Regions from separate parts of the Homo sapiens genome. Here all the other regions are linked to region 3. The links are chromatin loops, found by intact Hi-C in ENCODE. Cell type or tissue: GM12878. All regions are shown on one strand.

Region 1 (8,000 bases), 86 kb before region 3:
ATTATCATTATATAATGATCTTCTTTGTCTGTCCTTACAGTTTTTGTTTTGACATCTATTTTGTCTAAGTATAGCTACTCCCAATTTTTTTTTTGTTTTCATTGGCATGGAATGTCTTTTTCCATCCCTTTATTTTCAGTCTGTATATATTTTTATTGGTGAAATATGTTTCTTGTAGGCAACAGATAAGTGGGCATTGTTTTTTCATCCCTTCAGCCACTGTGTGTGTTTTTATTGTAGAGTTTAGTCCATAGTCCATTTACATTGAATGTTGTTATTGACAAGTAGGGACTGCCTTCTGCCGTTTTGTTATTTGTTTTCTAATTGTTTTGTGATCTCATTCTTTAATTCCTTCTGTCTTTCTTTTAGTGAAGATGATTTTCTTTGGTGGTATGTTAATTTCTTCTTAGTTTTTGTGTCTCCATTTGTATCCTTTTTGGTAAAAGGTTACCATGATGAGGCTTGCAAATACCTTCTTATAGCCCATTATTTTAAACTAATGACAGCTTAGTACTGATGGCATGAACAAGCACACATGCAAAAGAAAACTAATAAAAACTCTACACTTTAACTTTATCTCCCCTGCTTTTTAACTTTTAGTTGTTTCTCTTTATGTCTTATTGTACTGTCTTTGTCTTAAAAAGTTGCTGTAGTTATTATTTTCGATTGGTTCATAATTTAGACTCTCTACTTAAGATAAGAGTAGTTTACACAACACCATTACAGTGTTACAATAGTCTCTGTTTTTCTGCGTGCTTACTATTACCAGTGAGTTTTGTAACATCAGATGATTTCTTCTTGCTCACGAACATCCTTTTATTTCAGATTGAAGAACTCACTTTACTATTTCTTGTAGGACAGGTCTAGTGTTGTTGAAATCCTTCAGCTTTTGTTTGTCTAAGGTTTTTATTTCTCTTCATACTTGAAGGATAGTTTCATCGTATGTACTATTCTAGGGTAAAGTTTTTTTGTTGTTTTTCTTTTTTTTTTTCCCTGCAGCACTTGAAATATGTCATGCCACTCTCTCGTGACCTGTAACATTTCCAGATATATTGGAGGTCCATTGTATGTTGTTTCTTTTCTCTTGCTGCTTTTAGGATCTTTTCTTTATCCTTGACCTTTAGGAGTTTGATTATGAAATATCTTAAATGTCTTCTTTGGGTTAAATCTGCTTGGTGGTCTCTAACCTTCTTGTACTTGAATATTGATCTTTCTCTAAGTTTTGTAAGTTCTCTGATATTATCCCTTTGAATAAACTTTCTACCACTATCTCTTTGTCTTAAATTTGCCCTTTCGAGGCTATTTTTTAGGTTTTATAGGCATGCTTCATTCTTCTTTATTCTCATTTTTCTTTTATCTCCTTCCCCTGACTCTGTGTTTTCAAATAGCTTGCCTTCAAGTTTACTAATTCTTTCTTTTACTTGGTCAGCTCTACTAATATGAGACTGATGTATTTGTCAGTATGCCAATTGAATTTTTAAACTCCAGAATTTCTGTTTCATTCTTCTTAATTATTTAAATCTCTCTGTTAAATTTATCTGATAAAATTCTGAATTCCTTCTCTTATTTTGAATTTCTTTTGAGCTCCCCTACCACAGCAATTTTGAATTCTCTGTTTGAAAGTTCACATATCTCTTGTTTCTCCACGCTTGGTCTCTGATGCCTTATTTTAGTTCATTTGGTGGGGTCATTTTTTCCTGGATGATCTTGATGCTTTTAGATGTTCGTCAATATCTGGACATTGAAGAGTTAGGTATTTGTTTTAGTCTTTGCAGTCTGGGCTTGTTTGTGTGTGTCCTCCTTGAGGAGGCTTCCCAGGCATTCCAAGGGAATTGGACCTTAAGCCCAATAACACTTCGTTTCTTGCAGACTTGTAGAGGTACTGCCTTGGTGGTCTTGGATAAGATCTGGAAGAATTCTCCAGATTACCAGGCAAAGACTCTTGTTCTTTTACCTTACTTTCTCCCAAACAAACAGAGTCTCTCTCTATATACTGAGCAGCCTGGAACTGGGGATGTGGTGATATTAGCATCCCTGTGGCTACCACCACTGGAACTGCACTGGATTAGTCCTGATGTCAACACAACACTGGGTTTCTCTCAAGCCCACTGCAGTCGCTACCTGCTTACCTGTGTTCACTCAAGGCCCTAGGACTTCATAATCAGTAGGTGACAAAGCCAGCCAGGTTTCTGTCCTTCCCTTCAGAGCAGTAAGTTCCCCCAGACCCTGAGCAGGTCCAGAGATGCTATCTGTGAGCCAGGGATTAGAGTCAAAAACCTTAGAATTTTACCTGATGTTCTATTCTAATGTGACTAACCTGGCACTCAAACCACAATACTGGGTCCTTTCTGCTCTTCTCTCCCCTTTCCACAGGAAAAGGAGACTCTCCTTTTGGCCACCAATACCACGGTCCCATGGGAGTTCTACCACGCTGCTGCCAATGTTCACTTAGAGCCCAAGGGCACTTCTGTCATTCTGTGACGAATGTTGCCAGACCTGGGGCTCACCCTTCAGGACAATCAGTTCCCCTCTGGCCCAGAGATGGTCCAGAAATACTGTCCAAGAGGCTCGGCCTGGATTCAGGGAGCCCAAGAGCCTACTTGTTGCTCTACCCACTGTGGCTGAGCTGATACCTAAGATGCAAGACAAAGTCCCCTTTACTTTCCCCTCTGCTTTTCTCAAACAAAAGGAGTCTTTTGTTGTAGCCACCACAGCTGCGAATGTGCTGGGTCATACCTAAAGTCAGCACGTCCCAGAGCCCAAGGCCTGTGGTGTACTATCTGGATATTGCTGCTGGTTATTCAGGGCCTGAGGGCTCTTTAGTCAGCAAGTAATGAATCCTGCCAGGACTGGTTTCTTCCCTTCAAGGCAGTGGGTTCCCTTGGCCCACATTTTGTCTATTTTGTCATCCAGGAATGGGCCTGGAATGGAGGTCTCACAACTCTGCCCAGTGCCCTGTTCTATTGTGACTGAGCTGGTATCTAAGATGCAAGACAAAGTCTTGTTTACTCTCTTCCTCAAGTAGAAGGAAGGAGTCACTTTTGTTGCTGCGAGCCGCACTGCCTGGGATTGAGGGAGAAATGGTGTAAGGCCTCCCTTAGCTGCCCTGGCTGTTGTCTCCCTGTGTCACATGCCACCATAGTCCAGTGGCTCTAAGCCCAGCCTAATACTAGGAGTTGCCTAGGAATTGCAGGCCTTGTGTCCAAGACTGCCTTTCAAGTTTACCTAGGACCCCAGAGCACTGGCTTTACGGTGGCAAGGCTTGCCAAGAAACTCCACTTCTGACTGCTGGTTTGGGCAGTTGATCTAAATGATCTCTCCATGCATGGGTGTTGGCTGAGCCCAGCACAGCTTTGCTCTCCACTGTGACAGAGCAGCACTGAATTCAGTGTGAAGTCCCCCAGTCGCTGCTCTCTCCCTCCTCCAAGTGTGCAAGTTAGCTCGCCATACCAGGCAGCTGCTGCTGATAGATAGGGGAGGGGTGGTGATTCAAGACTATATCTCCGACACTTTTCAGTTCCTCTTTTAGCCGTACACATTAAAACCAGGTACTGTGATTGCTCACCTGATTTTTGGTTCTCGTGACGGTGCTTTTCTGTGTGCATATAGTTGTTAAAATTTGGTGTTCCTGTTGGGGGAGGACAGACAGTATAGGCTTCTATTCTGCCACCTTGCTGCACTCACCCAGCCGATTCTTTTTTAACTGTTAGGTTCGGGGTACATGTGTAGGTTTGTTATATAGGTAAACTTGTATCATGGGGGTTTGGTGTATAGATTATTTCATCACCCAGGTACTAAGCCTGGTACCCAATAGTTATTTTTTCTGATCCTCTCCCTCCTGCTACCCTTCACCCACTGGTAGGCCCCATTGTCTATTGTTCCCCTCTTTGTGTCCCGGTGCTCTCATCATTTAGCTCCTACTTATAAGTGAGAACAAGCAGTATTTGGTTTTCTGTTCCTGCATTGTTTCCTAAGGATCATGGCCTCGAGCTCCAACCATGTTCATGCAGAGGACATGATCTCACTCTTTTTTATGGCTGCATAGTATTCCATGGTGTATATGTGCCACATTTTCTTTATCCAGTTTTCCATTGATGGGCATTTAAGTTGATTCCATGTCTTTACCATTGCAGATAGTGCTGCAGTGAACATTTGTATTCATGTGTCTTTATGATAGAATGATTTATATTCCTTTGGGTGTATACCCTGTAATGAGATTATAGGGTTGAATTGCAGTCCTTTTTTTAGCTTGTTGAGGAATCACCACACTGCCTTCCCAATGGTTGAACTAATTTGCACTCCCACTGTGTATAAGCATTCCCTTTTCTCCACAACCTCATCAGCGTGTGTTATTTTTTGACTTCTTAGTAGCCATTCTGACTGGTGTGAGATGGTATCTTACTGTGGCTTTGATTTGCATTTCTCTAATGATCAGTGATGTTGAGCTTTTTTTCATGTGCTTGTTGGCAATGTGTATGTCTTCTTTTGAGAAGTGTCTGTTTGTGTCCTTTGCCCACTTCTTAATGGGGTTGTTTTTTTCTTGTAAATTTAAGTTCCTTGTAGTTGCTGGATATTAGACCTTTGTCTGATGCATAGTTTGCAGATATTTTCTCCCATTCTGTAGGTTGTCTGTTTACTCTGTTGATAGTTTCTTTTGCTGTGCAGACACGCTTTAGTTTAATTAGATTTCATTTGTCAATTTTTGCTTTTGTTGCAGTTGCTTTTCACATTTTCATCATGAAATCTCTGCCACTTTCTGTGTCCAGAATGGTATTGCCTAGGTTGTCTTCCAGCGTTTTAATAGTTTTGGGGTTTATATTTAAGTCTTTAATCCATCTTCAGTTTATTTCTGTATATATGTAAGGAAGGGGTCCAGTTTCAATGTATGTATATAATTAGTCAGTTATCCCAGCACCATTTATCGAACAGGGAGTTCTTTCCCCATTGTTTGTTTTTGTCAGGTTTGTCTAAGGTCAGATGGTTCTAGGTGTACACCCTTATTTCTAGGCTCTGTATTCTGTTCCATCGGTCTATGTGTTTATTTTTTATACCATTACCATGCTTTGGTTACTGTAGCCCTGTAGTATAGTTTGAAGTCAAGTAGCTTGATGCCTCCAGCTTTTTTCTTTTTGCTTAGAATTGCCTTGGCGATTTGGGCTCTTTTTTGGTTCCATATGAATTTTAAAAGTTTTTTCTAGTTCTATGAAGAATGTGATTGGTGGTTCGATAGGGATAGTATTGAATCTACAAATTGCTTTGGGCAGTATGGCCATTTTAGCAATGTTGATTCTTCCTAGCCATGTTCATGGAATGTTTTTCCATTCATTCGTGTCACCACTGATTTCTTTCAGCAGTGTTTTGTATTTCTCCTTGTAGAGATCTTTCACCTCCCTGGTTAGCTGTATTCCTAGGTATTGCATTTTGTTTTATTTTATTTTGTTTTGTTTTGGTGGCAGTTGTGAATGGGATTGCATTCCTGATTTGCCTCTCGGCTTGATTGTTGGTATATAGGAATGTTAGTGACTTTTGCACATTGATTTTGTATCCTGAGACTTTGCTAAAATTGTTTATCAGCTTAAGGAGCTTTTGGGCTGAGACGATGGGGTTTTCTAGATATAGGATCATGTCATCTGCAAACAGGGATAATTTGACTTCCTCTCTTCCTATTTGGATGCCCTTTATTTCCTTCTCTTGCCTGATTGCCCTGGCCAGAACTTCCAGTACCGTGTTGAATAGGAATGGTGAAAGAGGGCATCCTTGTCTTGTGCCAGTTTTCAAGGGGATTGCTTCTAGCTTTTGCCCATTCAGTATGATGTAGACAGCAGGTTTGTCATAGATGGCTCTCGTTATTTTAATATATGTTACTTCAATACCTAATTTGTTAGGAGTTTTTAATATGAAAAGATGTTGAATTTTACTGAAAGCCTCTGTTGAGATAATCGTGTTATTTTTGTTTCTAGTTCTGTTTATGTGATGAATCATGTTTATTTGTTTGCACGTATGTTGAACCAACCTTGCATCCTAGGGATAAAGCCTTCTTGTTCGTAGTGGATTAGCTTTTTGATGTGCTGCTGGATTCAGTTTGCTAGTATGTTGTTGAGGGTTTTTGCATTGCTGTTCATCAAGGATATTGACCCTTTTTTTTGTTGTTGTGTCTCTGCCAGTTTTGGGTCAGGATGATGCTAGCCTCATAGAATGAATTGAGGAGGAGTTCCTACTTCTCATTTTTTTGGGGAACAGTGTCTGTAAGAATGGTATCAGCTCTTCTTTATAGATCTGGTAGAATTTGGCTGTCAATCCATCTGATCCATGGCTTTTATGGTGTGCAGGCTATTTATTTCTGATTCCATTTTAGAGCTCATTGTTGGTCTGTTCAGGGATTCAGTTTCTTCCTGGTTCAGTCTTGGGAGGATATATGTGGCCAGGAATTCATCCACTTCTAGATTTTTAGTTTGTGTGCATAGAAGTGTTTATAATCGTCTCTGATGTTTATTTCTCTGGGGTCAGTGGTAATATCCCCTTTGTCATTTCTCATTATGTTTATTTGGATCTTTTCTCGTTTCTTCATTAATCTAGCCTAGTGGTCCATATATTTTATTATTTTTTTCAAAAAACTGGCTCCTCACTTCATTGGTCTTTTGAATGGTTTTTCATGTCTCAGTCTCCTTTAGCTCTGATTCTGATTATTTCTTGTGTTCTACTAGCTTTGGGGTTGGTTTGCTCTTTCTTCTCTAGTTCTTTTAGTTGTGATGTTAGGTGCAAACTTGAGATCTTCCTAACTTTTCAATATGGGCATTTAGCGCTCAAAATTTTCCTGTTAACACTGCCTTAGCTGTGTCCCAGAGATTCTGGTATGTTATCATTGTTCTCATTAGTTTCAAAGAACTTACTGATTTCTGCCTTAATTTCATTATTTGCCCAAAAGTTATTCAGGAGCAGGATGCTTAATTTCAATGTAAATGAATGGTTTTGTGCAATTTTCTTTGTATTGAATTCTGTTTTTATTGTGCTGTGGTCTGAGAGTGTGGATGGTATATGTATTAGACCATTCTTACATTGCTGTAAAGAAATACCTGACACGGAGTAATTTATAAAGAAAAGAGGTTTAATTGGCTCATGGTTCCACAGGCTGTAAGGAAGCATAGTGCTGGCATCTACTCAGCTTCTGGGAAGGCCTCAGGAAACTTTCAATTATGGCAGAAGGGGGAGCGAGGCATCTCACATGGTGGGAGCAGGAGGAAGAGAGAGGGGCAAGATGCCACACACTTTTAAACAACCAGATCTCACGAGAACTCTGTTACAGGAACAGAACCAAAGGGACGGTGCTAAACCATTCATGAAGGATCTACCCCAATGATCCAGTTCCCAACATTGGGGACTACAGTTGAACATGAGATTTGGGTGGGGACACAGATCCAAACCATATCAGTACAATTTTGATTTTTTTGAATTTGCGGAAATTTGTTTTGTGTCTGATTGTGTGGTTGATTTTAGAGTATGTGCCATGTGGCAATGAGAAGAATGTATACTCTGTTGTATTCTGGTGGGGAGTTCTGTAGATGTCTATCAGATCCATTTGGTCCAGTGTTGAGTTCAGGTCTTGAATATCTTTGTTAATTTTTTGCCTGGATTATCTGTCTAATACTGTCAATGGGGTGTTGAAGTCTCCCACGTTACCCTATGGGAGTCTAAATCTCTTTGAAGATCTCTTAAGAACTTGCTTTATGAATCTGGATGTTTCTGTGTTTAGTGCATATATATTTAGGATAGCTAGGTTGCCTTGTTGAATTGAGTCCTTTACTATTTGTAATGCCCTTCTTTGTCTTTTTTATCTTTGTTGGTTTAAAGTCTATTTTGTCTGAAATTAGAATTGCAATCCCTGCTTTTTTCTGTTTTTCATTGCTTGGTAGCCTTTTTCCATCCCTTTATTTTGAGCCTATGTGTGTCATTGCATGAGATGGGTGAGTGCCTGCAGGCAAGGCGGCATGAAGGAGGCTGCA
Region 2 (8,000 bases), 110 kb before region 3:
CAGCTATTAGAAAGAGGGGGCTGGGCACAGCAGCTCACACCAATAATCCTAGAACTTTTGGAGGCTGAGGTGGGAGATACTTTTCACGATAGTGAGACTGTATCTCTACAAAATATAAAATAAATTAGCCAGGCATGGTGGCACACACCTGTGGTCTCAGCTACTCAGGAGGCTGAGGTGGGAGGAGCACTTGAGCCCAGGCTTTGAGGCTTCAGTGAGCCATGATTGCACCAGACTCCAGCCTGGGCAACAGTGAGACCATTTCTCCAAAAACGAAAAAAAAAAAAAAAAAAAGAGGGGAGGATATCTTCAAACAGATATGGACCAAATTTTAGGAAATATTGTCAAGTGAAGAAAGAAGCACAATGATAAAGAGTATTTATAGTTTATGATATTTACAGTTTTCTACTTTTGCATATGAAAGAAGGGGAAATTTAAAATACGTGTATCTATTTGTGTAGAAAGAAAACAGGAAGGAACAGCTGGAAATGAATGAGATTAATTATGAGAATGGGTGGGAGTTAGTTAGGAAATAAGAGAGGATGGGAACAGTGTAGAAGAGATTGAGGGGTGGGATAGTGACCCTTCTCTGCATGTATCTTCTTGTATAGGTTGACTTTTATAACCATGTATGTTTTACTTGCTGAAAAAAATAAAATCAACAAAAATGGGAAACAATAACATGGAATACAAACCAATTAATCCAGCTACATTTCACATGAATAGCATTGAAGTGAGAGAGGAAGTAACCCCAGTAACTCTCAGACATATTTTTAGGACTTTAGTCCTCAGACTATTGGCAAAATGAACTGTAACCAAGCATTGAACTCTAGTTACTAGTTTTATTTTTTGCAGTATTATTAGTTAGAAATTCTGAAACTACTTATTGTGTTCATAAGGCAAGGCAAATAAGTAAATATATTGTAGACAATGAAAGCCAGAATTTTTACTTTCACATAACGGAAATTACAAATATGGAAGGGAAGGAAGATGTTTAATGTTGGATTATATTTGGAGTGTTGGATTATATTTGGAGCTTTCAGTATGAATCAATTATTTTGTTTTTTAAGAGATGAGGTCTCATTCTGTCATCCAGGCTGGAGGACAGTGCTGTGATCATAGTTCACTGCAGTTGCCACCTCCTGGGCTCAAGCGATCCTCCCACCTCATCCCGAGTAGCCAGGATTAAAGGAATGTGCCGCCATGCCTGGTTCATTTTTAAATCTTTTTGTAGAGATAGGTTTCTGTATGTTGCTCAGGCTGATCTTGAACTCCTTGCCTAAAGTGATCCTCCTACCCCAGCCTCACAAAATTCTGGAATTACAGGCAAATTAATGATTTTTAATTCGTAGATAAAATATGTTTATGTGCCCAGGGGTATGTATGTGCATGCATACGTATATACACACACGTTTTCTAGCTTAGAAACAATGACACTCTAAATAGCAATGTATACATTTAGTGCCCAAATCTTGCTTTCCAAACTCCATTCTCCACTTTAGGGAATCGACACTTTGGAACAAATATCCAATTTTAGAGCTTGGACGAGGAAAGAACAAGATGAACCTGGAACATCTTGCTGTGCCAGAAAGTAAGGGAATGCTCAAAGGTTAATGGAGGTGTTCACTAATGTAGGGTGCAGGTACCTTATTACTGTTCTAAAGTCTAAAAGTATTTTGGAGAAAAGGGAGCTCTCATACAGTGTTGTTGGGAACCACTGTGGAGAACAGTATGCAGGTTCCTCAAAAACTAAAAATAGAACCTACCCTCTGATCCAGCAATCCAGCTGCTGAGTATATATCTAAAAGAAAAAAAAAGTATATCGACGAGATAGCTGCACTCCCATGTTGATTGCAACGCCATTCGTGATAGCCAAGATAGGGAATCAGTCTAAGTTCCGTCAGCAAATGAATGGATAAAGAAAATGAACCATATATGTACACAATGAAATATTACTCAGAGAAAAGAATGAAGTCCTGTCATTTGCAGCAACATGGATGGAACTGGAGGCCATTGTGTTAAATGAAATAAGCCAGGCACAGAAAGACAAATATTGCAACTCATATTTGGGAACTAAAAAAAAAAAAAGTTGAACTCATGAAAATAGAGAGTAGAATGAGGGTTACCAGAGGCTAAAGAGTGGAGAGCCAGAGATAAAGAAGGGATGGTTAGTGGGTACAAAATACAGTTAGGAGGAATAAGATCTAGTGTTCAGTAGCACAACAGGGTAACTATAGTTAACAATAATTTATTGTATAGTTCAAAATAACTAAAAGAATGGAGTTGGAATGTTCCCAACACAAAGAAATGGTAAATGTTTGAGGTGATGGATGTCCCAGTTACCTTGATTTGAGCATTGCACATAGTATGCCTGTATCAAAATATCATGTGTACCCCATAAATATGTACAATGATTATATATCCATAATTAAAAATTTAAAAATAATAAAAATAGTAAGATTTTACTCTGAAGAAAACCTAAAGATTATTTGAATTTGGACACACCTTTGGCCCCTCGAGTTTCAGAAAAAGGATTGTAAATCATCTTTTTGTTCTCAGTGTCTGAATACGTGGGGCATGAAGTCATGTTCTGCCCTTTCTGACCTGTCTCTTCTGCATACGACAATGTCCGTGTGTACACATCTACACATCTACATCCACACATGGTGGAAGGTGGAGGTCAGGAGTAGTAGGGGTAGCCTGACCCCTAACCTCAAGGTTAAGATGAGCCAAGAAGCTAAGGCAATTCCCCAACTATACATTATCATTTTCAGGAACTTTCCTATGATTATAAGAACTTTTGAGTATTGTACATAGCTGTAAGGTAAATAATAATTCTTATGTTTATTTTCAATAATAGGTCACCAGGAAAGTACATCACCACGGCCACCTCATGATTCATCTCTTTCTGCTCCCCTGCCCAAACTGTGTGTTTTTGTTACTCCATCTCTTCTTTCAGCAATGTGCAGCCTCTTGGACAACCTCTTGACGATTGCTCCCAGAGACACTGCAAAGGCTTTTCGACAAGCTCATCTCATAGAACTTCTCTGTAGGTAAGAGATAAATACTCCTAGAGAGGCATGTTAGTTGAGATAAATTTACACAAACTGTATTCATGACTTGATACAAGATTTCTTGTGACCTGGAAATACAGCTTTATTCTTTTTTAGGCTCATTGAACTCTAGGATTTTGCTTTTGCCAGAATTGTCTTGGTGGTTTTTATTTTACATCTATTAAAGCACTTGTATTAGTTTGTTATCTTGACTATTAAGGCCAAAGAAAAACTCCTGCTTTCTAAAATTCATGGATTCTAAACCTTATTTATCCTCCAGCACACTTAAGGAATATGGTGCTATCCCCTGTTCTTAATGGATGTGAGGGACTTTGGGAATTCATCTTTTTAGTGGTCATATCAGAATAATGTCCCTGGGTTGAAAAATTATTGGTTAAATTCATTTGGAGTTATTTTGTTAAGGGAAATTAAACTTTTCATCAAAAAGTATTCTGATAAAATTTAGGGAAATTAAATTCAAAGAAAAATTATTTGAATTTTTATTACTTATTTGATATTAATCAGTCTGTAACATAATTTTTCTGAATTTCTAGGAAGGTATAGTAGAAAAGGACTAGATATTGAATTCAGGTTGACCTAAGGTCTAATTATAGTTCATTCACTCAGTAGCTTGCAGCCTTGGGAAATTACTCCCTACTGTGTCATTAACACCTATTTAATGGGGTTAGTGTGAGAATTAAAAGTGATGGTATCTAGGATACCCCCTTAAGTATTACTTCTCTTTTCTTCTGGTGTTCAGTTTATTCTAGCCAACCATACCCACCTCCTTTTGACCACATGTTTATTTGCATTTCTCTGTCTCTCTGTCCCTTTACCTTTGAACATACACCATCTGAAATGTCTTGCATCTTCTTGCCAAATCATAGTGTCTTCTCTTTCTTTCTGGGATATTAAGAAAACTCTAGAAAATATAAACTCTAAAAGAAGTATTCCTTGTTTCACCTCATTCAATTGTAATTATTCCTTTAACATGTATGATACGCAATGGAGTATGAGTTTGTTCTGGCTTTAATATTTATTGATCATTTTTTTACTGTACCTACTCGGATTGGAAAAGTAACTGCTAGTCAGTTGGCTTTCCTTCCTGGATGCTCCTGCCTGAAGATGACCAAAATAGAGCTCTAGGGATAGGATCTTCTTTGCTTCTTACGAGTCAGCTAAGAGTCTGATGTGGCATTGAGGCCACAGGGGCATTAAAAGACCTTTTATGGCAAAGGCTTATCATATTTCCGTACCTGTTTTTCATTTTTGACTTTAAAAAAATCCTACTTGTTTTACTTTATTTTTATTTTTTTATTTTTATTTATTTTGAGACGGAGTTTCACTCTTATTGCCCAGGCTGGAATGCAGTGGCGCGATCTCGGCTCACTGCAACCTCCGCCTCCTGGGTTCAAGCGATTCTCCTGTCTCAACCTCCTGAGTAGCTGGGATTACAGGCATCTGCCACTACACCCAGCTAATTTTTGGTACCTTTAGTAGAGACGGGGTTTCACCATGTTCACCAGGCTGGTCTTGAACTCCTGACCCCAGGTGATCCACCCACCTTGGCCTCCCAAAGTGCTGGGATTACAGGCGTGAGCCACCGCACCCGGCCTGTTTTACTTTATTTTGTTTTTTACTTTCTAAATATGAACAGTGTTCTTGCTATTTTAGCCAGTATTTTTGCTATTTTATTAGGAAAATAACCACCAAGTTTCCTGTTACTCATGGGCTGTATTATATTTTATTCTGCTTTTAATTAGGTTTCCTTAGATATTTTCTTCACAGCTCTTTGCTTCTCACTTTTCTCTGACAAGATATTTTCCTGTTTGAAGGTAACCCAGGATACAATTTGAAATTCTTTGAGATATCTTTTTATAAACATTTTCTTTGCTTATAAAGATCCTTTCTCTTGAATTGTATTCGAGTTACCTTTAAACTTCAAATTCTGATTTCTTAATCTTTAATAAAAAGTATACTAATCTTCTGAAGGATTTTCTTTTTCTGATCGTCACAGCATTGCAGATGCTACCCTCATACAGACATGTGTCCAGGAACTCAGAGCCCTGCTGCCTTCATCACCTCCAGCTGAACACACTCAGGCTCAGGTAAGCATCTCAAGTCTGTTTGTGGGTTTGTTTACGTTAGGTGTCAAAAATAAAAATCTTGCTGAGGAGATACTAGTCATAGGAAAAGGATGAAAACCTCTCAAAATATACATGGTATGATGAGATTATTCGAAATACGTTACTTGAAATTTTAATATGGGACATGTCTGGATGTTAGAAAAGAGAGGTGGGGTTTGAAGACCTAGATTCTATTCTTGACTCCATCATTAACCAGCTTTAAATGTATGATCAAGTGTCTGGATATCTTGGAGCACCACTTTAATAATAAAGAGGGACATTGGTATAGTTCACTTCCTGCTTCTGTGATTTTAGGCTATCTCTGTTATTTACACCAAAGTTAAAGTTGTTAAAATATTTGGTGGCTAAGTTATGTGTATTTTCAAAACCCAATTTGATAAAAATGATTTATTCTTGTTCCTTCACAGATATTTAGTTTTAAATTCTTGCCTATAGCTAGAATCTATTTATAAAACATGCTTAACAATTATTCATGTAGCTGTTGCTAACAGAAATTTTATTTCAAAATCAAATTTTAAGAAGGGCTACAAGATTTATTTAGGAGGTGATGAATTAAAGGTGAAGTAGACCAATATCTCTTGCTTTGAGATGTGTTCTTTGAGCTGAATAAGACAGACCCCATTACAAAGTTTGGGAATGCTACACGCATGGTCTTTGAAGCTGTTGTCCTGGTGCAGTGTTTTCACCTGAGCATGCCTATTGCATAATGACTGTCTCCTCCATTTTTCTGCTCTCCATCCAGCAAATCTTTGTTGAGTACTTGCTGTGTGCCTGAATCTTCTCCAAGTGAATAAAACAAAGACCCTTCCCTCAAGTTGGGAGAATAGATAATTAGAAAATCCATATATGCCTGAAGATGATAGACATCTCAGAAGAAAAACTAAAGCAGGGGACAGGAAGTGATGTCAGAGTTGGAAGGGTAGGGCTATTCCACTTAGGATGATTAGGCAGTGTCGTGGGACCCAAAGTTAGTGAAGAAGCTAGTCCTATGGTCATTGCAAGACCCCTGAGGTTGGGGTATGCTTGGCCTATCCAAGAAACAGCAAGGAGGGTGGAGTCGCTGGAGCAGAATCTATGAGGGCAAGATGAGGCCAGAGGGGCACAGTCAGCTCCATGAAGTCAGGACCTTGCTGGCTGTTATGTTCCATTGTGTTCTGAGTGTCTGGCATAGGGCTTGTCTCATGACAGGTGCTCACTTGATACTTGTGGGATGAATGAATAATAGCAGTAGCAAACATTTATGGGCATTTGTTTTTGTTAATTCATGTAATCTTCACAAGAATCATGAAGTTATCATTAATGTCATTTTATAAAGGAAATGCCTGAGGCCCAGAGAGATGAGTGACTTGTCCAAGGTCTCTGACATAGATTCCAACCTATGCAGGTCAGTTCCAGGGCCCACATTCTTAACCACTGCACCAGCTGGCCTTATGTAGATTAAATGCTTCTGGGCTCTTGGTATTTATATAAGATCATTCACTCATTTCAGAAAATTCTTGAGCCTCTGCTTTACCAGATTCTGTTCTAGGTGCTAGTGATATATCCTTGAACAAAGCAGATGAGCATCTCTCCTCACGTAGAGTCTGTGCCATAAATGCAGGAGACAGACAGTGAACAAGTAAATAAAATGCATTGTATCAGATAGTCACAAATGGTATGGAAAAAAGCAATTGAGGATGGGTAAAAGGGTGTGTCAGAAAGGGGAGGGGCCTCCTGAAGGTGACACTTAAGCAGAAAGCTGGGGAGGTGAGGGAGCAGGCTGCGAGTGCCTGCGGCAGATGGGGTGGCCAGAGCCCTGCTGGTGGGGTGATACTCTGCTAAAGGTATGATGGATTAAAGTCTGTGGTCAGTTGGTTGGTATTTTTTTTTAAGAGGGCCATACATAGAAAAAGAGTTACTTTATCAACTACTCTTAAGATATGAATATTTTATTTAATCTTGAATGTGATCATATACAAAAGAATCTTTAGCAATTCAGCGTTTTCTCTATAACACTTCTTCTTGCCTCACCTGGCATGGTTTATCTATTTATGGTAATATTTCATACATCCAGAGGTCAGACTTGCTATAATTTCAGTAGTGTAGAGTATGAATGTAATATGAAGTCTCAAGACTTCACGGCAGTAAACAAATTAAATTTCACAAACTGAAGAGTTTGTGAAGCCTGGAGCCACCTACACTTTTATATAAAGTAAGTTGGCAGATTAGATAAAGGGAGGACGTATTCATCAGGAGAAGTAGGGCAGAACTATTTGTAAATAGTCTGAGACCATTGACCTCAGAGACACATACTCCACAAATTTACAACAGGCTCTCGACTCTTCATTACACTCTTACAACCCCAGAATAAGGTGAGAGGAAAAAAAGTGTGTGTGTGTGTGTGTATGTGTGTGTGTGTACAGAGAGAGAGAATGACTGATTTCAGAATATCTTTATAAAATTCACTTATATGTAACTGGCTCATTGCTTGAGGGTAGTGGACAAATGAGACATCACAGCTCATTCTTTAATTGTTACATATTCAGAGGATTATTTTTCTGAAAAGTACTTTTGCCAGTTAATACTTAACAATATTAGCATCAGGCAAATTCCAGAGATGGTTTTGTTGGTAATATTGAAGATGATTTAATTTTTTCTTTTATAATTAATAATAGTAATTTTATGCTGAGGGCAAAAATAGAACATATTTGCATTTTATTTGTAGCAATAACTAGGCTAGCTTCCCCCCACCCCTGCTTATGCACTTTGAAGGGTGTTTTTGTAATCTTTCTTTCTTTACAAAATTATAGACTTTATGGCT
Region 3 (8,000 bases):
ATTCACATAACATTGTTCACCTAAGATTTAGTCAACATAAGATTAAACTTTTTTTTTTTTTTTTTGAAACGGAGTCTTGCTCTGTTGACCTGGCTGGAGTGCAGTGGCACAATCTCAGCTCACTGCAACCTCCACCTCCTGGGTTCAAGCGATTCTCCTGTCTCAGCCTCCCAAGTAGCTGGGATTACAGTTGCGCACCACCACGCACAGCTAATTTTTGTATTTTTAGTAGAGTCGGGGTTTCACCATGTTGGCCAGGCTGGTTTTGAATTCCTGACCTCAAGCAATCCACCTGCCTTGGCCTCCCAAAGTACTGGGATTACAGGTGTGAGCCACCACACCAGGTCAAGATTAAATATTTTAAAATATACAGTTCAGTGGTATTTAGTACATCCACAGTGTTCTGTGATGACCGCTTTTATCAGATTCCAAAACATTTTCATCATTTTAAAGAAAACCCCATACCTTAAACAGTCACTCCCTATTCCCTCCTTCCAACAGTCAATCAATTGGCAAATCACCAATCTGCTTTCCATCTCCATGGATTTAACTATCTGGATATTTCATATAAATGGATTCTTACAAAATGTGGCCTTTTGTTTCTGCATTCTTTGACTTAGCATAATGTTATCAAGGCTTATTCATGTTGTAGCATGCATTAGCCCTTCATTCCTTTTTATGGCTGAGTAATATTCCATTGTATGGATTTGATCACAATTTGTTCATTCATTCATTCACCTGTTGGCAGACGCTTGGATCGTTACCACCTTCTGGCTTTTGTGAATAATGCTGCTGTAAACATTGGTCTACAAATATTGGTTTGAGTATATTCTTTTGAGTATATACCTAGGAATAAAACTTCTGGGTCATACAGTAATCCTGTTGAACGTTTTGAAGAATCTCTAAACTGTTCTTCACAGCAGCTGCATCATTTTACATTTCTTTACAACGCTTGTGCAACAGTACACAAGGGTTCGAATTTCTCCACATTTTCCCTAACATATTAATTTTTCTCTTTTTGATTATGTCCATCCTAGTAGATATAAAGTGAGTTCTCATTGTGGTTCTTATTTGTGTTTCCTTATTGACTGATAATGTTGAGCATCTTTTGGAGAAAAATGTCTATTCAAGTACTTTGCCCATTTGAAAATTGGGTTGTTTCTTTTATGTTAAAGTGTGAGAGTTCCTTATATATTATGGATATTAGACCATAATCAGATAGATTATTTGCAAATATTTGCTTGCATTCTGTAGGGTGACTTTTCACTTTCTTGAAAATGTCCTTTGATGCACAAAAGTTTTTAATTTTAGTAAGTCCAATTTATTTTTTTCTTTTGTTGCCCATAGGTTTGCTGTCATGTCTAAGAATCCGTTGACAACTTCCAGGTCTTAAAAATTTACCCCTGTGCTTATTCTAAGATTTCTACAGTCTGAGGTCTTATATTTAGGTCAACCCATTTTGAGTTAATTTTTGTGTTTCACGGAGGTAGGGATCCAATTTCATGCTTTTGCATGTGGCTATCCAGTTGTCCCAGGACCATTTATTGAAGAAGCTATTCTTTCCCCACTCAGTGGGGTTGGCACCTTGTTGAATATCAATTGTTCATAGATGTATGGGCTTATTATTATTTTTATTTGTATAAATTCAAGGGGTACAAGGGCAGTTTTGTACAAGGGCAGTTTTATTATGTAGTGGTGAAGTCTGGACTTTTAATATAACCATCACCTGAATAATATATGTTGTACACATTAAGTAATTTCTATCCCTCACCCCTTTCTACTCTCCCATTCTTCCAAGTCTCCAGTGTCCATTATTGCATACTGTATGTCCATGGGTACACATTATTTTGCTCCCATTTATAAGTGAGAACATGTGGTTTTTGAGTTTCTGTGTCTGAGTTGTTTCATTTAATATAATGGCTTCCCGGTCTATCTATGTTGCTGCAAAAGACATGATTTCATTCTTTTTAGGGCTGTGTAGTATTCCATTGTGGATATATACCACAGTTTCTTTATCTAACCCTTCATTGATGGGCACTTAGGTTGATTCCATATCTTGGTTATTGTGAATAGTGCTGCAATAAACATATAAGGGCAGGTATATTTTTAATATAATGATTTCTTTTCCTTTGGGTAGATACCCTGTAGTGAGACTGCCGGATCTAATGGTAATTCTATTTTTAGTTCTTTGAGGAACTGCCATACTATTTTCCATAGACGTTGTACTAATTTACATTCCCATGAACAGTGTATAAATGTTCTCTTTCCTCCACATCCTACCTAACATCTGTTTTGATCATCATTTCAATTTCCTTGGTCTATTTGTCTATGTATATGCCAATACCCACACTGTTTTGATTACTGTAGCTGTGTACTACAGTTTTGAAATGGGAAATGTTAGTCTTTCAGCTTTTTCTTCTTTTTTAATACCATTTTGGCTATTCAGGACCCCTTGCAATTCTATGTAATATGTTCAGACTTCAGAGTTGGTGGATTCAGTAGCTCAGTAATGCCATCTGAGCCCCACATTCATTCTGTCTCTCTCTACCACCCTGTTTGTCCTCAGGCTGATTTCCTTCAATATGGCTGCCTGTGGTAACCAGGACAGCATTCTTGTTCATGCATAATGAGAGGAGATAAAGATAGAAACAAGGATGGAGAGAAGAGAAATTGTTCACATTCCATGCTGTTTTTCTGGCATGGAATGTGAATAACTTCCTTCACTCTGATGGGCCAACTCAGGCCATAGTTGGCTTCTCTGACCCCTCAAATCAATCATAGTTTTCAGGCTGGGCATGGTGGATCATGCCCGTACTCCCAACACTTTAGGAGGCCAACATGTACAAGTGCAAAATTACATGAGTCCAGAAGCTCCAAGCAAGCCTTGGCAATGTAGCAAGACCCTGTCTCCAAAAAAAAAATAATTTTAAAAAATTAGCTGAGTGTGGTGGCTCAGCTGGGTCCCAGCTACCCAGGAGGCTGAAGTGGGAGGGTCACTTGAGACCAGGAGTTTGAGATCAGCCTGGACAACATAGCACGTCCCCACCTCTACACACACACACACACACACACACACACACACACACACACACAAAATCATAGTTTTCAGTACAATAGCTTCTATTTGTCATAATATCTCTGTGGCGTGTGGAAAGGGGTGGATACTCAAACTCAGGTACAGTACTGCTAGGAGTGAGGAAAGTGAAATGGGTGATGGTCAGTTATCTTTCTAATAATTGAAATCTGATTATATCATTCTGGTGCTTAACAATCTCCAATCGCTCTTAGAATTGTACCAGGAAGTATATAAGGCAAATGTACTCCCACCCCACTCATCTCTACATCTTTCTGTTTCCATCTCCCCTCAATGTATCCAGCTACAATGATTGAAAAACTTCCACAAAGTCTCTGACTTTGTGCACCTGCTCTCCTATCCACCTGGACTGCTCGTTCACACACCTGGCCACACCCTGCATGTGGCCACAGCCTCCTGCTTCTGCAGATTCCAGAACACACTTCACTGCCCGAGAGCCTTTCCCGACCACCAACCTGACACAGCCTCTGCTTGGCTGCAGCCCCAGCCATTCTCTCCCATGCCTGTGTGTGTTGCTTCCTTTTCATAACGTGACATGCACTTCATAACTGTGCATTTATTTGTATGTTCGTCTGATGTCTGTCTTTCCAACTAGACTGGGGGCATGAAAAAGTTTTTCTGTAAAAGAGCAGGTGGTATGTTAGACTTTGGCCGTACACTCTGTTTTGAGATCACGCCAGATGCAGTATGTGTGTGAGAGAGAGAGAGAGACAGAGTGTGTGAGAGTGTGTGCAAATGTGTGTGAGCATGTGTAAACGCATGCATGTGTGCGTGCATGTGAGTGTATGCATGTACGAGTGTGTTTGAGAGTACGTGCAGATGCATGTGATTGTGTGAGATTGTGTGTGCATATGTGAGCATGTGTGAGAACATGTATAAGTGCATGCGTGTGTGCATGTGTGTGAGTGCATGTATACGTGTTTGAGAGTATGTGTGCACCTGCATGTGATTGTGTGTGTGAGAGAGTGTGAGAAACAAAGTGTGAATGTGTGCATATGTGAGTGTGAGAGCATGTGTAAGTGCATGCGTGTGTGTGGATGTGTGTTTGAGAGTATATGTGCACATGCATGTGATTGAGATAGAGTGAGACAGTGTGCATATGTGAGTGATAACGTGTAAGTGCATGAGTGTGAGTGTGCGTGGATGTGAGAGTATGTGTGCACATGCATGTGATTGTGTGTCTGAGACTGTGAGCATGTGTGTGTGGGTGCATGTGTATGTGGGTGCATGTTGTGTGTGTGAATGTGTGTTAGAGCATGTGTGGGTGCATATGTGAGACTGCATGTGTGTGTGAGTGCATGCATGTTTGGGAGACAGCATGTGTGGGTTCATGCATTTGAGCACGTGAGTGTGTCAGTGTGTGCATGTATCCGTGTGTGTGTGTGTGTGTGAAGGGACACAGGCCTGAGACAGAAGATATGAATGCAGGAGGAGTACTTAGGGGGACCCTGTCCTCAGGACCTCAGGAATTCTCTGGACTTGGTTTAGCCCGGCATTTGTAGTTTGATTTTTGCTGGTGCCTGTCAGGGGAAAATCTTGTCATTAGGACATAATAGGACATAATAGATGAAATTAATTTTTCCAATTCTGATGGAGGTCTTCCATGTCCTTGCCACTCCAGTTTGTTCTGTACAGTGACCAAGATTATCTTTCCAAAACGCGAAGTTGTGTGCACCGCTTTCTCCATCAGCTCCTCGGCGGCTCCATGTTCCTCTCAGGAATGTGTTAACGTCACAGGCGTTACTGAGAGCCTGCTTTGCCTGAGGAATTGTGCTGGGTGCTGGAGTTACAGAAGTTAGCATGACGCCGCGGTTTCTGATTGCTACGTTTCAGTTCCTTTATGTGTGTCACTCAGGTCACTTTTCAGTCCAGACTCAGTCTCATTTTCGGTCACTTCCCCACCCACTAGACTGTAGTCACACCATTTCCTGAAACACCCGCATTGTCACGCCTCTGTTTTCCCCCCACTTTTTCTATAAAACCTTTTCCACAATCTATTAGAATGATTTGTTCTCTCTGGCTTTCATAAAACTTAGCAAATGACTTGTATAGAGATGATCATGTTTTGCTACAATAAATTGCTTTTAAAATTAATATGACCCACTATATTATGCATAACCTGAGAGCAGAGATGTGTCCTCTTTATGATTGTATTTCCAAGGGACTAAGCAGAGGACCCAGCATAACTCAGTACAATTTGGAGGAATTGTTGGGTTGACTTATTTACAAAACAGAGATAACAGATGCCTCTTTTGACTACATCACAAAACAACTAGAGGCACAAATAATATCATAGATGTGAAAACTTTTAGAAAATATAATGCCATATAAACACAAGGTGACACCATGCTTGATTATATGTACACATTACAATTTTGTTCTGATTATCATTGCATTGTTGATTTTATGTTCCCTGAGAAAGTTCCCACATTAGATATTCATGCTGAGTAGTCGACACTTGCTGATACACTTTGAGACTGAGTCACAAACAAAGTTCAGGGTCGGCATTAGATAAAATTGTCTTCAGTGGTTTCTGCTCCTACTTTTCCCAATTTTTACTCATCTTCTATTTTGACAGTCTTACCAGGGTCAAATGCATTTATACAATTCCTCTTTTTGTAGGGGTATACTTTTTATACTAACATGCTGATATGTTCCTAACAAGTTCTTAAGAATTGGAACTTGTACCTAACAAGTTCTTAAGAATTGGAACTTGTATTTTATAAGAGAAAGAAGAGAGCAATGATGAACCTGAAAAATGAATCCTGTTTTGATATTGTACTATAATTATGTAAGATATGACCCCTGACAGAACCTGGGGACAGGGACCTGTCTGTACTCTCTTTGTGACTTACTGTGACTCTATAATTATTTCAAAATCAGAAGTTAAATCTCTCATAATGGTAGATCTGCATATGCCCTGGGCCAGCATACTTTTGTATCTGATGGGCTTTTGATCTGTTTTTTGGTCCTCATCAAAGCAAATGTCTGAGATCAGCAAGGAGGAAGAGGTGAAAGGAAGGCCACAGGATGGGCTGTCAGCGCTGGGCGTAGGCTCCCTCCGCCCACTTCAGCCTCTGCCTCATCTTATGCTCTCAGTGAGGACTTCTCTGCTCCATGCATGCACCACCTTTCACTTATTATTTATATTTTTACATCTTTATTTTAGTTTCTGCCTCCTCCACATAGAATGTAAGTTCTATCATGGCAATATTTTTTTTTTTTTGTATTATTGTATCCTCATTGCCTACAGCTGAGTTAGGCACAGAGAATGCATGCAGCACATGTTTGTTGAATGAATGACTCCTTGTAGAAAATGAAAGCCCGAAAATAAGCCGACTGGTTCCCCGAGAGAGAAGAAACTCAAATCTGCCCATCCTCATAAAGGAGCAAACCTGTCTTTTAAGCTAAGGCCTTTTTCCTGTGTTCATACTTCAGAAAAAGAAGACACGACTGATAACATCTGAGAGGAAGGAAACTGCATTGTGCTGGGGATCTGCATGTCACATTATAAAAAGCAATTTTTTTTTTTAATAGAACCAGCCTTTCAAACAGTTTCCAGAGATGGATTATCCTACTTTACTTTTGGCTCTTCTTCATGTATACAGAGGTAAAGATGATCTTTATATTTTCATTTAAAAGTTTTGCTCCTGTTTTTGTTTGTACAGTGTGGCATATTCAGAATTTACAGTGCTCTTTAGTTGGCTAGGATAATTTCTCACTTGTTCAGAAAAACTAAAAGTTACATTTTCCAATTATCAGCAGGACGCCTTTTTAGACAAAGGCAGAAACTGTCAGCCTTTACTGTGATCTCAATGCACTAGGTCTTCAAAAGCTTAAGATATTGATTTGGTGTTTCCATCATCAAGGCTAACAATTAATGTGATGTTGTATATTTCAGCTCTATGTGAAGAGGTGCTTTGGCATACATCAGTTCCCTTTGCCGAGAACATGTCTCTAGAATGTGTGTATCCATCAATGGGCATCTTAACACAGGTGGAGTGGTTCAAGATCGGGACCCAGCAGGATTCCATAGCCATTTTCAGCCCTACTCATGGCATGGTCATAAGGAAGCCCTATGCTGAGAGGGTTTACTTTTTGAATTCAACGATGGCTTCCAATAACATGACTCTTTTCTTTCGGAATGCCTCTGAAGATGATGTTGGCTACTATTCCTGCTCTCTTTACACTTACCCACAGGGAACTTGGCAGAAGGTGATACAGGTGGTTCAGTCAGGTAAGGGCAAGTTTTTTTTTTTTTTAAATCCCTTTTTATCCACTTACAACATTTATTTCTATAAAGCCCAAGTAGAAGCTATAGAATGTCTTCTCGTATTTCTGTGGCATTCTCCAATTCCATTTCTAGATGCTTTGATGTTACTGCTTTGAAGGAGCAATCTTGGGAGTCTGTTTCATTTTTCTGACTGTGCTGTTGTGTCCGAGTAGAAGTGCCTTTCAAATTTGAATGTAGTAGAAGAAAGCACAGGTTTTTTGTTGTCTTAATGATAACCTGAGCCTTGATTAAACTGATGTTGGCAACACATGGGTTCAGGATCCTTTCAGGGTTTTATCACAGTGACATAGCACCATTCCCTTCTGCTGGACACTCCAGCACCCACATCAACCCCTGTGTGTTCAAGGTTCTTCCTACAGTACCAAATCTAAGTTTGTTTTCTTTCTTTCTTTTTCTCTTTCTTTCTTTCTCTCTCTCTCTTTCTTTCTTTTCTTTCCTTTCTTTCCTGTCTTTCTTTCTTCTTCCTTCTTTTTTTTTTTTTTTTTTTTTTTTTTTTGATGGAGTCTTGCTCTGTCACCAGGCTGGAGTACAGTAGCATGATCTTGGCTCACTGCAACCTCCAGCTCCTGGGCTCAAGCGATTCTCCTACCTCAGCCCCGCAAGTAGCTGGGA

What was found. A loop is a pair of places that touch in the nucleus more often than their neighbours do. Peaks named below come from ENCODE experiments on the same cell type or tissue, not always from the same donor. Only the 100,000 strongest peaks of a DNase experiment are listed, where the experiment ranks them.
Region 1: a loop joins it to region 3, with 2.3 times the contacts of the local background. A loop is called at or near these places in 2 of 110 quality-filtered maps.
Region 2: a loop joins it to region 3, with 4 times the contacts of the local background. A loop is called at or near these places in 2 of 110 quality-filtered maps.

Annotation. Positions count from the first base shown.
Region 1 is chr18:70,032,399-70,040,398 of GRCh38, reverse strand. The region is part of intron 40 of RTTN (rotatin); the gene reads left to right. Among named protein-coding and RNA genes, the nearest start is that of CD226, 89 kb to the right of the region's middle. RefSeq lists an enhancer at 3,094-3,503. In GM12878, no CTCF peak of the experiment used is centred here; a DNase peak (open chromatin) is centred at 3,528; H3K27ac peaks cover 1,428 bases.
Region 2 is chr18:70,054,903-70,062,902 of GRCh38, reverse strand. It overlaps RTTN (rotatin), which reads left to right. Exons shown (of 49, transcript NM_173630.4): 36 at 2,861-3,053; 37 at 5,071-5,161. Among named protein-coding and RNA genes, the nearest start is that of CD226, 110 kb to the right of the region's middle. In GM12878, no CTCF peak of the experiment used is centred here; a DNase peak (open chromatin) is centred at 3,802; H3K27ac peaks cover 391 bases.
Region 3 is chr18:69,946,065-69,954,064 of GRCh38, reverse strand. It overlaps CD226 (CD226 molecule), which reads left to right and starts at 6,192. Exons shown (of 6, transcript NM_001303618.2): 1 at 6,192-6,704; 2 at 6,996-7,331. The coding sequence starts at 6,659. RefSeq lists an enhancer at 7,873-7,922. In GM12878, no CTCF peak of the experiment used is centred here; a DNase peak (open chromatin) is centred at 4,964; H3K4me3 peaks cover 2,696 bases; H3K27ac peaks cover 5,128 bases.